Linked DNA regions of Homo sapiens: region 1 is linked to region 2. A link is an interaction called in ENCODE POLR2A ChIA-PET data of the cell type or tissue named here. Cell type or tissue: OCI-LY7. All regions are shown on one strand. Each heading gives the region's core, and the rest is flanking DNA. Links, peaks and the distances in the headings are about the cores only.

Evidence for each region. ChIA-PET counts read pairs that join two places held together with the same protein. Peaks named below come from ENCODE experiments on the same cell type or tissue, not always from the same donor. Only the 100,000 strongest peaks of a DNase experiment are listed, where the experiment ranks them.
Region 1: POLR2A ChIA-PET joins it to region 2 with 8 read pairs; 4 of 35 experiments call an interaction of 5 or more read pairs at or near these places.

Annotation. Positions count from the first base shown.
Region 1 is chr19:40,356,110-40,360,955 of GRCh38, reverse strand. All of the region lies in intron 1 of PLD3 (phospholipase D family member 3), which reads right to left. Among named protein-coding and RNA genes, the nearest start is that of PLD3, 9.8 kb to the right of the region's middle. In OCI-LY7, for the core only: no CTCF peak of the experiment used is centred there; DNase peaks (open chromatin) are centred at 2,065, 3,525 and 3,825; H3K4me3 peaks cover 708 bases; H3K27ac peaks cover 2,103 bases.
Region 2 is chr19:40,568,691-40,573,536 of GRCh38, reverse strand. SPTBN4 (spectrin beta, non-erythrocytic 4) reads right to left here. Exons shown (of 36, transcript NM_020971.3): 32 at 3,811-3,880; 33 at 2,809-3,101; 34 at 1,345-1,518; 35 at 1,157-1,199. Among named protein-coding and RNA genes, the nearest start is that of SHKBP1, 5.8 kb to the left of the region's middle. RefSeq lists a silencer at 2,472-3,041 and an enhancer at 3,272-3,341. In OCI-LY7, for the core only: no CTCF peak of the experiment used is centred there; a DNase peak (open chromatin) is centred at 2,716; H3K4me3 peaks cover 1,224 bases.

The DNA.
Region 1 (4,846 bases), core at 431-4,430, 210 kb after region 2:
TGTGTCCCACGCAAGCATAATCCCCGGAACTTACGTGCATGTGACCTTATTTGGAAAAAGGATCTTTGCAATTGTAATCAGATTTAGGATCTTGAGATGAGATCATCCTGGACTAACTGGATGGGCCCTAAATCCAATCACAACTGTCCTCAGAGATAGAACAGGCAGAAGGTCATGTGAACAGGGAGGCTGACATTAGGGTGATGTGGCCATAAACCCAGCAATGCCTGGAGCCACTAGAAGCTGGGAGAGGTGAGGAATGGAATCTCCCCTCCAGCTTCTGGAGGCGCATGGCCCTGCTACACCTTGAGTTTGGACTTCGGCTCCAAAACTGAGAGAATGAATTTGTTGTCTTTTTTTTTTTTTTTTTTTTTTAAGACGGAGTCTCGCTCTGTTATCCAGGCTGGAGTGCAGTGGTGCAACTTCAAATGATCGACTGTCTCGGCCTCCCAAAGTGCTGGGATTACAGGCAGGAGCCACTGCGCCTGGCCATACATTCTGTTGTGTTAAGCCACCAACTTGGTGGCAATTTGTTACAGCAGCCCGAAGAAACAAACACAGGTGTTACAGGATCCCCTGGCGGCTGTGCGTGGGGAACAGACTGGGGCAGGGCAAGGGAGCCCAGGGAGGAGGCTGCTGGGAGCATCCAGACAGGAGCCAAGGGTGGACAGGACCAGGGTGTGGTCAGCCAAGTGTCGAAGAAAGGGCGGGGTCTGGATGCATTTTGAAGGTGGAGGGGATGGCATTTCTAGGCTGGATGTGGGTTTGAGAGCAGTAAAGGAGTGAGGGATGACTGAGTTTTGGCCGCAGCAACTGCAAGGATTGGAGGTGTCAACAGCTGATTGGGCAAGACAGGGAGACACAAGTTTGGGGAAAAGACCAGGAGTTTGGTTTTGAACATACAACATTTGAGATGTCTAAAATCTGACTGACTCCTCTGAATTAAAGGAGTCAACAGGCTGGGAAAGGTGGCTCACACCTGTAATCCCTGCACTCCGGGAGGCTAAGGTTGGGGGTGGATTGCGTGAGGCCAGGAGTTCAAGACCAGCCTACACAACACAGCAGGACTCATCTCCACAAAAAGTAAAGTTTTAAAAAAGGAATTAGCACACATATAATGTGCATAGAAGAGCCCCTGACATGCAGGAGGCTCTCAGCAAAGGTGACTGTCAAGTCTCCTAACAGCTCCCCACGCAAAGGCATCCCCCATCCCACCCCCAGAGACAAGACGGTTGCTTTTCATTGTAGGTCTTTACTTACATTGAATTTTTTTAAATGCACATATAACTTCTATGGAAACTAAATTATAAAGAGGCTCAGGCTCCTAGCTAGGGTGCCCCATCACCAGATCCTAGCCTCCAGAGGACTGTGGTCTCAGCGGGAGAAGGAAATCAGGCCCCCTCCCTGCTCAGATCCTTGTGGGAGCAGGGTAGGGTGAAACTGAAGGTGGGCACGGGCAGCCGGATGCTGGAGTTCCTCCTCAGCCCGTCTCAATGCCTGTATTCTCAGGACCCTAGAACCTCCATGGGGCTCCCAGCGCGCCCCATCCAGGTTGGTACTTATGCTCTGCCTCCTTGCTGGTATGACATGAGATGAAATCAGGTCTCGGTCGGGCGCAGTGGCTCACACCTGTAATCCAGCACTTTGGGAGGCTGAGGTGGGCAAATCACCTGAGGTCGGGAGTTCAAGACCAGCCTGACCAACATGGTGAAACCCCGTCTCTACTAAAAATACAAAATTAGCCGGGCGTGGTGGCGCATGCCTGTAATCCCAGCTACTCAGGAGGCTGAGGCAGGAGAATCGCTTGAACCTGGGAGGCGGAGGTTGCAGTGAGCCAAGATTGCGCCATTGTACTCCAGCCTGGGCAAGAAGAGCAAAACTCTGTCTCAAAACAAAAAACAAAAAACAAAAAAGAGATCAGGTCTCATCTGGGAGAGGGCACTGCCAGGAAGCGTGCTCTCTCCCAGCCCACAGAATACCCCCTAGTCCCCTTGCCTTGTGGTCCTGCCCCCCTTGGAGTATGACACCATAGCCCGCAAAAAGGAGGAAGTAAAACCCACTGGGTCACAGATCCCTGAACACCCCACCCCCAGGGGAGGGTGGCAGTGGGAGATTTGATTCCTCCTCTACAGCAGCCCTTTAAATTGGAGAGCTCATGGTTCAGATCACACCTCTGCCACTTTCTTGCTGAGTGATGCTGAGCATGGGGCTTTACTTCTGAGCCCTGCTGGCCTCATCTATAAACCAGTATTAGCCATATTGGCAGGGCGCAGTGGCTTATGCCTATAATCCCAGCACTTTGGGAGGCCAAGGCGGGAGGATGGCTTGAGCTCAGGAGTTTGAGACCAGTTGGGGCAACAAGGTGTGACCCCATCTCTACAAAAACTTAAAAAATTGGCTAGGCGGCTGGGCACGGTGGCTCATGCCTGTAATCCCAGCACTTTGGGAGGCCAAGATGGGTGGATCACCTGAGGTCAGGAGTTCGAGACCAGCCTGGCCAACATGGTGAAACCTCGTCTCTACCAAAAATACAAAAATTAGCCTGGCATGGTGGCAGGCTACTCGGGAGGCTGAGGTCCAAGAATCGCTTGAACCTGGGAGGCAGAGGTTGCAGTGAGCCGAGATTGCATCATTGCATGCCAGTCTGGGCAACAAGAGCGAAACTCCATCTCAAAAACAAACAAACAAAAAGATAATTGGCTAGGTGTGGTAGCCCATGCCTACGCCTGTGGTCCCAGCCACTTGGGAGGCTGAGGTGGGACCACTGCTTGAGTCCAGGAGGTCAAGGCTGCAGTGAGCCGTGATTGTGCCACTGCACTCCAGCCTGGGCGACAGAGCAAGACACGGTCTCAAAACAACAAATGAAATGGGTATCATCTTATATGCACTGGAGGGTGGTGGCTGGGGGATCTCTGAATGGTTAAGGGGGTGGGTCTCAGAGTCCCACAGCTCAGACTTCAGATCTCAGCTCTGTGGAACTGGGAAAAGAGGTTCCCTTCTCTAAGCCACACTTTCATTCTTTGAACAATGTGGAGATTAATAATACCAACCTCACATTTGTTGGGAAGTCAATGAGATCATCCATGGAAGGCAGGAAGCACAGTAAGCCCTTGAAACATGCTAGTTGGTGAGATCTGTGTACGCCCTCGTATCTTGTATACATTTTAATCACACATAATCAACATATGTGTCCCTTGCTATGTCCGTGTCTGATTTATTCCTCTAGCTCTAGGGCCCAGACCATTGTAATTGCTCAAAAAATACTGAAAGCAGAAGAAATGGAGCAGCAGAATAGAAAATTTTGAGAGGAGATTATTTTAGATGTCTCTCTATACCTAGTGACACTTTTATACACAATGATAACCAGCTGGTATCAGTTCTAAGCCCAGAGCATATAGGGTGGGTGCAGATAATGGCATCTCAACCTGAGATTCAGGCTGAGAGGGTGGGGAAAAAGTCAAGGCTGATTCAAGCCATCTGAGAATGCAGAGTGTGCTTCTGAAGCCTACATACAGGAAACATGAGGCAGATCACACCACAGGAGACATTTACAAATCCACAGGCTGGCCAGGAGCAGTAGCTCACATCTGTAATTCCAGCACTTTGGTAGGCTGAAGTGGGAGGATCGCTTGAGCCCAGCAGTTCGAGACTAGCCTGGGCAACAGAGCGAGACCCCTGTCTCTAATTTTAAAAATAACAAAATAAAATAAAATTCACGGGGCTTCCAAATGGTTTAAAACAGAAATGTTCTCATGTTTAATGGTGCTGATTTTCACTAGATGGTACAGACCTCTTTGGACTAAACCATCAATTGTTTCTGACCTCTTTGGACTGAACCATCAATTGTCTACAGAAAACGGAACAGAACACTGGTTTTGCAAACTGATTTTTCATTTTCAGCAGTTAGATCTTTTATTTCAACGGACCCTTTAAAATAAGTGCCCCTCCTAGGGAGAGAAGTCAGTCAGTCTGAAAAACAATTAAATAGGTCCAAAAAGCATCATGAATGATAAACACTTCTGAACTGGAACTTAAAAACCCTAAGCTGTCTCACTCCTGCTCAAAATCCTTCTGTGGCTCCCCATTGCCCCCAGGACAAAGGACAAACTTCTTACCATGTCCTACAGAGCCCTACATGGACAGGCCCCTGTGGACCTTCCCCCATCATTACAGCTTCAATTCCCTCTTTCTCAACCCAAAGCTCTGTCTTGTTTCCTCCTTTCCCCTGACTCCAGCTCTAGAGGTTCCAGGGCCCCCCAGATACCTCCTTCAAGGTGTCCCCAGACTCCCACACCTACTATGTCCCCAACTGTCCTTACCATCTTCCTGCCCCAGGTCCCCATTTCAAGAAGAGCTGTTGAACCCATCCTTCAGGTCTCAGCCTTGGTGCCTCCTCCTCCAGAAAGCTCTCCTTGACTACCCCCAGCCCTGGGCCTTGTCCTGGACCCCAACCATTTGTCGACTTGGTCCTGTGAGGGTCTCTCCAATTCGCCCTCCCCCACAAGCTCTGACTTAGTCTCTCCCACCTGGGTCCCCACTCCAGCCACCTCCCTTGGCTTCCAGACTCCACTCAATCCTTGCAATCCGACCTCCACGTGAATTTGACACATCCCTCTCCTGCTCAAAAACTCTGTGGCTCCCCGGTGTCCTCAGTACACAGTCTCAGCTCCTCACTGTGGCTGACAGGGCCTTGAATGATCTTCCCTGAATGACCTCTTTGGCCTACTCTCTCACCGTTCTTCCCACCCCAGCCATATTTATGATCTTTCAGTTCCTTGAACCAAAACCACACTTTCATCACCAGACCCTCCCACAGCTGCTTTCCCTGCCGAGCACACCTTGCTCA
Region 2 (4,846 bases), core at 271-4,270:
TACACATCACTGTAATCCCCCCTAGCTCTCCAGTGCCCTTAGGTAAAAAATCCAATCTCCTCCAAATGGCCCATCCTGTCCTGAGACACCTATCTCCTGGGAACCTTTCTGGGACCTTCTTCCATGAACTCTGCCCTCCAGCAGTTAACCCTTTGCAATACTGCACCTCTGGTCCTCTGCACTTGCAGTTCCCTCTACCTAGATCACCCACCCCCTCTTGTTTTTGAGACAGAATCTCACTCTGTCACCCAGCCTGGAGTGCCATAGTACAATCACAGCTCATTGTAGCCTTGACCTCCCTGGTTCAGGTGATCCTTCCACTCGGCCTCCTGAGTAGCTGGGACCACAGGCATGTGCCACCACTCCCGGCTAATTTATTATTATTATTACCCATAGAGATGGGATCTTTCCGTGTTGCCCAGGCTGATCTTGAAGTCCTGGGCTCAAGCAGTCTCCTGCCTTGGCCTCCCAAAGTGCTGGGATTACAGGCCTGAGCCATGGTGCCCAACCTGAATCACTCCTTTTTTTAGACCCCCACTGTCCCTCTGAATCACCCTTTTTATTTTTATTTTATTTTCGAAGGAAGTCTCGCTGTTGTCCCCCAGGCTTGAGTGCAATGGCTCCATCTCAGCTCACTGCAACCTCCGCCTTCCAGGTTCAAACGATTCTCCTGCCTCTGCCTCCCAAGTAGCTGGGATTAAGGCACCTGCCACCATGCCCAGTTAATTTTTGTATTTTTTAGTAGAGACGGGGTTTCACCATGTTGGCCAGGCTGGTCTCAAACTCCTGACCTCAGGTGATCTGCCCGTCTTGGCCTCCCAAAGTACTGGGATTACAAGCGTGAGCCACCGCGCCTGGCCAAATCACCCCTTTTTAAAGCGAACTCCCTCCATTCCAGTCTCACCTGAGTGACCACGGCAAAGATGTTGGACTTTGTCATCAGGATCTGCAGGCAGCCCTCCCTGAAGCCCTTCCCACTCCCCACTGGGTTAGGAACCTCCTTTGGGCTCTCAGTGCCTGTGGGCTTTCCCATTACAGCCCTGATAACTCTGGCCTGTGAGTGTCCCTTCTCACAGCCCCATCACTCTGGGTCAGGAGCCAGACAGCCAGGTCATTACTGAGGTCCACACAGAGGGAGGAAAGGACCAGATCTCACCTCATCTTTTGCCTGGAGCAAAAACTCACTGCCATCCTGGGTCCTGCAGGAAGGGACACAGGACTTCAGAGATCTGGGGAAGGGGCCCAGCCCACCTGCCCACCAAGTGTCCCCCAGGGAAGCCAGGGTCCCACTGGGAGTTGAAGCTGAGCCTTGGATCCCTCCCTCCTGCCCATTGGGGGGCTCACTGGAGCTTGAAGACATGCTTCTTTTTCTTGTAGTCACTAGCCACCTCGCTGGTGGCCTTGTGCAGGCTGAGCAGCGGTTCCCCACCGTGTGTGCTCCCGGATGCCGGGCCCTTGGAGTCCTTGTAGAAGCCCAGTTCCCCCTTACTAAGCACACAGTACAGGCTCACCCACGACCTGGAGCGACAAGATGGGGCTCAAGGCAGAGCCGCAGCACTCTGCCTAATAACTCTTCATTAACATCCTCAAGGTCTGAATATGTCTGAGCCTTCCTACCTCTGGACCTTTGCGCCCTAGTTGCGCCCTAGTTGGACCTAAAATGCTCTTCCTTAAGGCTGTTGCTGCCCTGAGGGGAGCATTTAAGTCTCTCAGTATCAAGCCTTTGCCCAGGCTGAGATTTCCCTTCCTTATCCCCTCCCATACTGAATTTCCTGAAGGTAAGTCTTAAGCTGTCTCCTCCATAAGCCTTTGCTCCACTCAATCCTCCCCACTCATGGAGCTTTCTCAAGGAAAGTCTATTGGTCTACTGTCTGGAATAAAGAATTCCTGTCTCTCCAGTCATCCAAAGCCTCGATCCTGGAGGAATCCCTCCCAAAGCAAAACATACTAGGTGCCCTTGTTTATTCCTACCTTGGCATTAGGTACGAGGAAGAAAGACCACCTACAGATTCCACTAGCAAAATCTGAATCTGTCCTGCCCACTTCATATCTTGGGACTCACTCCATTACTGGCCGGTGATACCCCTTTTTGGCTCCACTTGTCCCCAGATTCTGCCTCTCAGTTGGACAAAAAGAGGGTGGACAAGCAGGAGCTGGACTCCCCAAGAGCAGGCACATCATGGCTAGACCCTCATTTGGAAACCTGTAAGAGATGACTCCCCCTTCCCAACCCCTACCCTCATTAGTTTGGGCTCTGCCCGTTTTCGGACCCTCCCCCAATTTGAAACTTCAAGGGTAGACCCACCCCACTCATTGGTTGAGTGACCTCTCCAAGCTCCACGACAAGCCATTGAAACCTTCTCAACTAGATGCCTCCCTCTTTGCTATTTAGCTGATCAACTCCTGGGTTGGTTGCTAAGAGGTTAGGTTCCAATTTACTCACTTTCAGAACATTTTCCTTCTGTTCCCACCTAAGCTCTACCCATCATCCATTAGATGCACTAACCTTAGGTCCTGCCCCTTCCTGTTCATTGGTTGGAATCATCAAAGTTGAGCCCCACCCCTCATCTGGCCCCACCTACTACCCCCACGGGTTGGAGGGCCTGACGTTAAACCACACCCCCTCCTGCTCATTGGTTGGCTTTCTTGATTTAAGCCACCACCACCCCCCAGCTCTGGCCCCACCTACTACCGCCACCTGCTGGAGGGCCTGAAGTTGAGCCACACCCCCTCCTCAGTCCCACCGCTCCACGCAATGGTCACCCTGAGCCTGAGACCCGCCTTCCAAAGCCCCGCCCACACGCTCACCGGTTGGACGACTTGCGGTTAGCGTCGAGCTCGCGCTTGCGCAGTAGGAAGCCCTCGTGCTGCACTGTGTGAGTGGGCGGTGGCGGAGGCGCGGGGGCGGAGCCGCCCTGGGCCGGGGCGGAGCGCGAGCGCCGGCTTCCCCCGCCCTCACCACCCTCTCTGGGCCGCGGCCGCCGTCGCGGCTTGGGCCGGTCCCGCGCCCGGGGCCGGTCCGGCCGAGGTGTCCGCTCGGGCAGCTCAAGCCCGTTGGGCAGGCGACCTGGGGGAAGCTCGCGTGGCTGAGGCAGCGACGGCTGTGTGAAGGGAGGGGGAAGAGGGGTGCTGTCCATGGAGAGGGTGTGGGGGTCATCTGTTTGGGGGAGTCATGGGTCTGGGGTCCCATCTGTCTACAGGGCCATTTGTCTCGGAGGCGAGTATGGGAGGACCTCAGGGTTGGAGGCCCAATTCTTAGGGCCCCATGGGTCTTGGGAGTGAGTCTGTTAGGACTCATTGGTTTGGAATCTCTCTCGGTGGTGGAAAGAGGCAGCCAGATCTCTGGAGGTGGGGGTGCAAGCAGGGCGTGTCCCCACTGTCTGCAGGAGAAACCTGGGGCTTCCTTCTGTGTGTGTGTGTATGAGGCTATGAAGAAATTTGGGACCCCACTGAGCTGAAGAAATACGGAGTCCAGGACAGATGTGGGAAGAGTCTGTGTGTGTGTGTCTGTGTGTGTATCTGTGTCTGTGTGTCTGTGTGTGTGTGTCTGTGTGTGTGTGTCTGTGTGTGTGTGTGTGTGTGTGTGTGTGTGTGTGTGTGGAGGGGCAGTAGGGGTCTCTTAGGTAGGTGCCCCGTCTTTCTAAGGGGGACATTTTCAGATTCTGGGGACCCTGAGAGTCCATGCTGTCTCTGCAGGGTCCAGGTAGGGAATGGGTCCTGCCAGGGCTAGGCACTGGCTGTTTCTGAGATCCTGCCTCCTGCTCTGAAAAAGGGGTCCTCCTATCCCCACCCATCCGAGGCTCAACTTACCCCAGCAGGCAGCCCTGGGCCTGCCTCTTTCTCCTGCAGCTGTTCCACAATGTCAGCCAGGGTGGCCTTCCTGGGGGATGGGGGACAGAAAGACCCAGTGAAACCAGGGTTCCTTCTCCCATGGACCTGTCTGGCTGGGCAGAGGAGCCTCCACTTCTTAGCTGGAAGTGCCAGGCCCCTGCCCACTTCTGCAGCTGTTTCTCTCAGATGCTCGCCTTAGGTACCACAGGTGTTTGGGACGTGTCTGCTGAATGGAAGACCAAACCTCTCGCCCCTTTGAATTTTTTTTTTTTTTTTTTTGAGACGGAGTCTTTCTCTGTTGCCCAGGCTGGAGTGTAGTGGTGCATGATCTCGGCTCACTGCAACCTCTGCCTCCTGTGTTGAAGCGATTCCCCTGCCTCAGCCTCCCAAGTAGCTGGTACTACAGGCGTGCGCCACCATGCCGGCTAATTTTTGCATTTTTAGTAGAGACAGGGTTTTGCTATATTGGCCAGGTTGGTCTCGAACTTCTGACCTCAAGTGATCTGCCCGCCTCAACCTCCCAAAGTGCTGAGATTACAGGCGTGAGCCACCGCGCCCAGATGCCCCTTTGAATTTTAAGCAGCACAAAGAACAACTTGCAAACGTTGCCTTTCTCCACCCACCCCTGACTCTCCAGTCCCCCAATCGCCCCCATTCCAGCCCAGATAATTCTCGGTCATCATTGATGACAAGCCTGTTTTTCCCAATGGACTGTGAGTCTCTAAAGTCAGGGATGGGACTGGTTCAGTCACCGCTCGACTCAGCACATGCCAGGCAGAGTGGGCACTCAGCAAATGTTCATGAAATGTGCAATTTAAAAAGAATCAAGAAGTCATTGTCTCCTGACCAAAGGCCTCTTTCTGGAGACACACTCAGCTGACTGGACAGATCTGCACAACACACACTGGCCAACTCTGGATTCTGAAAGTCCTGGTTCGTTTAAGCTGAGTGACTTGCCCTTTTTGTGCCTCAGTTGCCCTAGTCATACAATGGAGAAGACAACAGCCCCCACTTC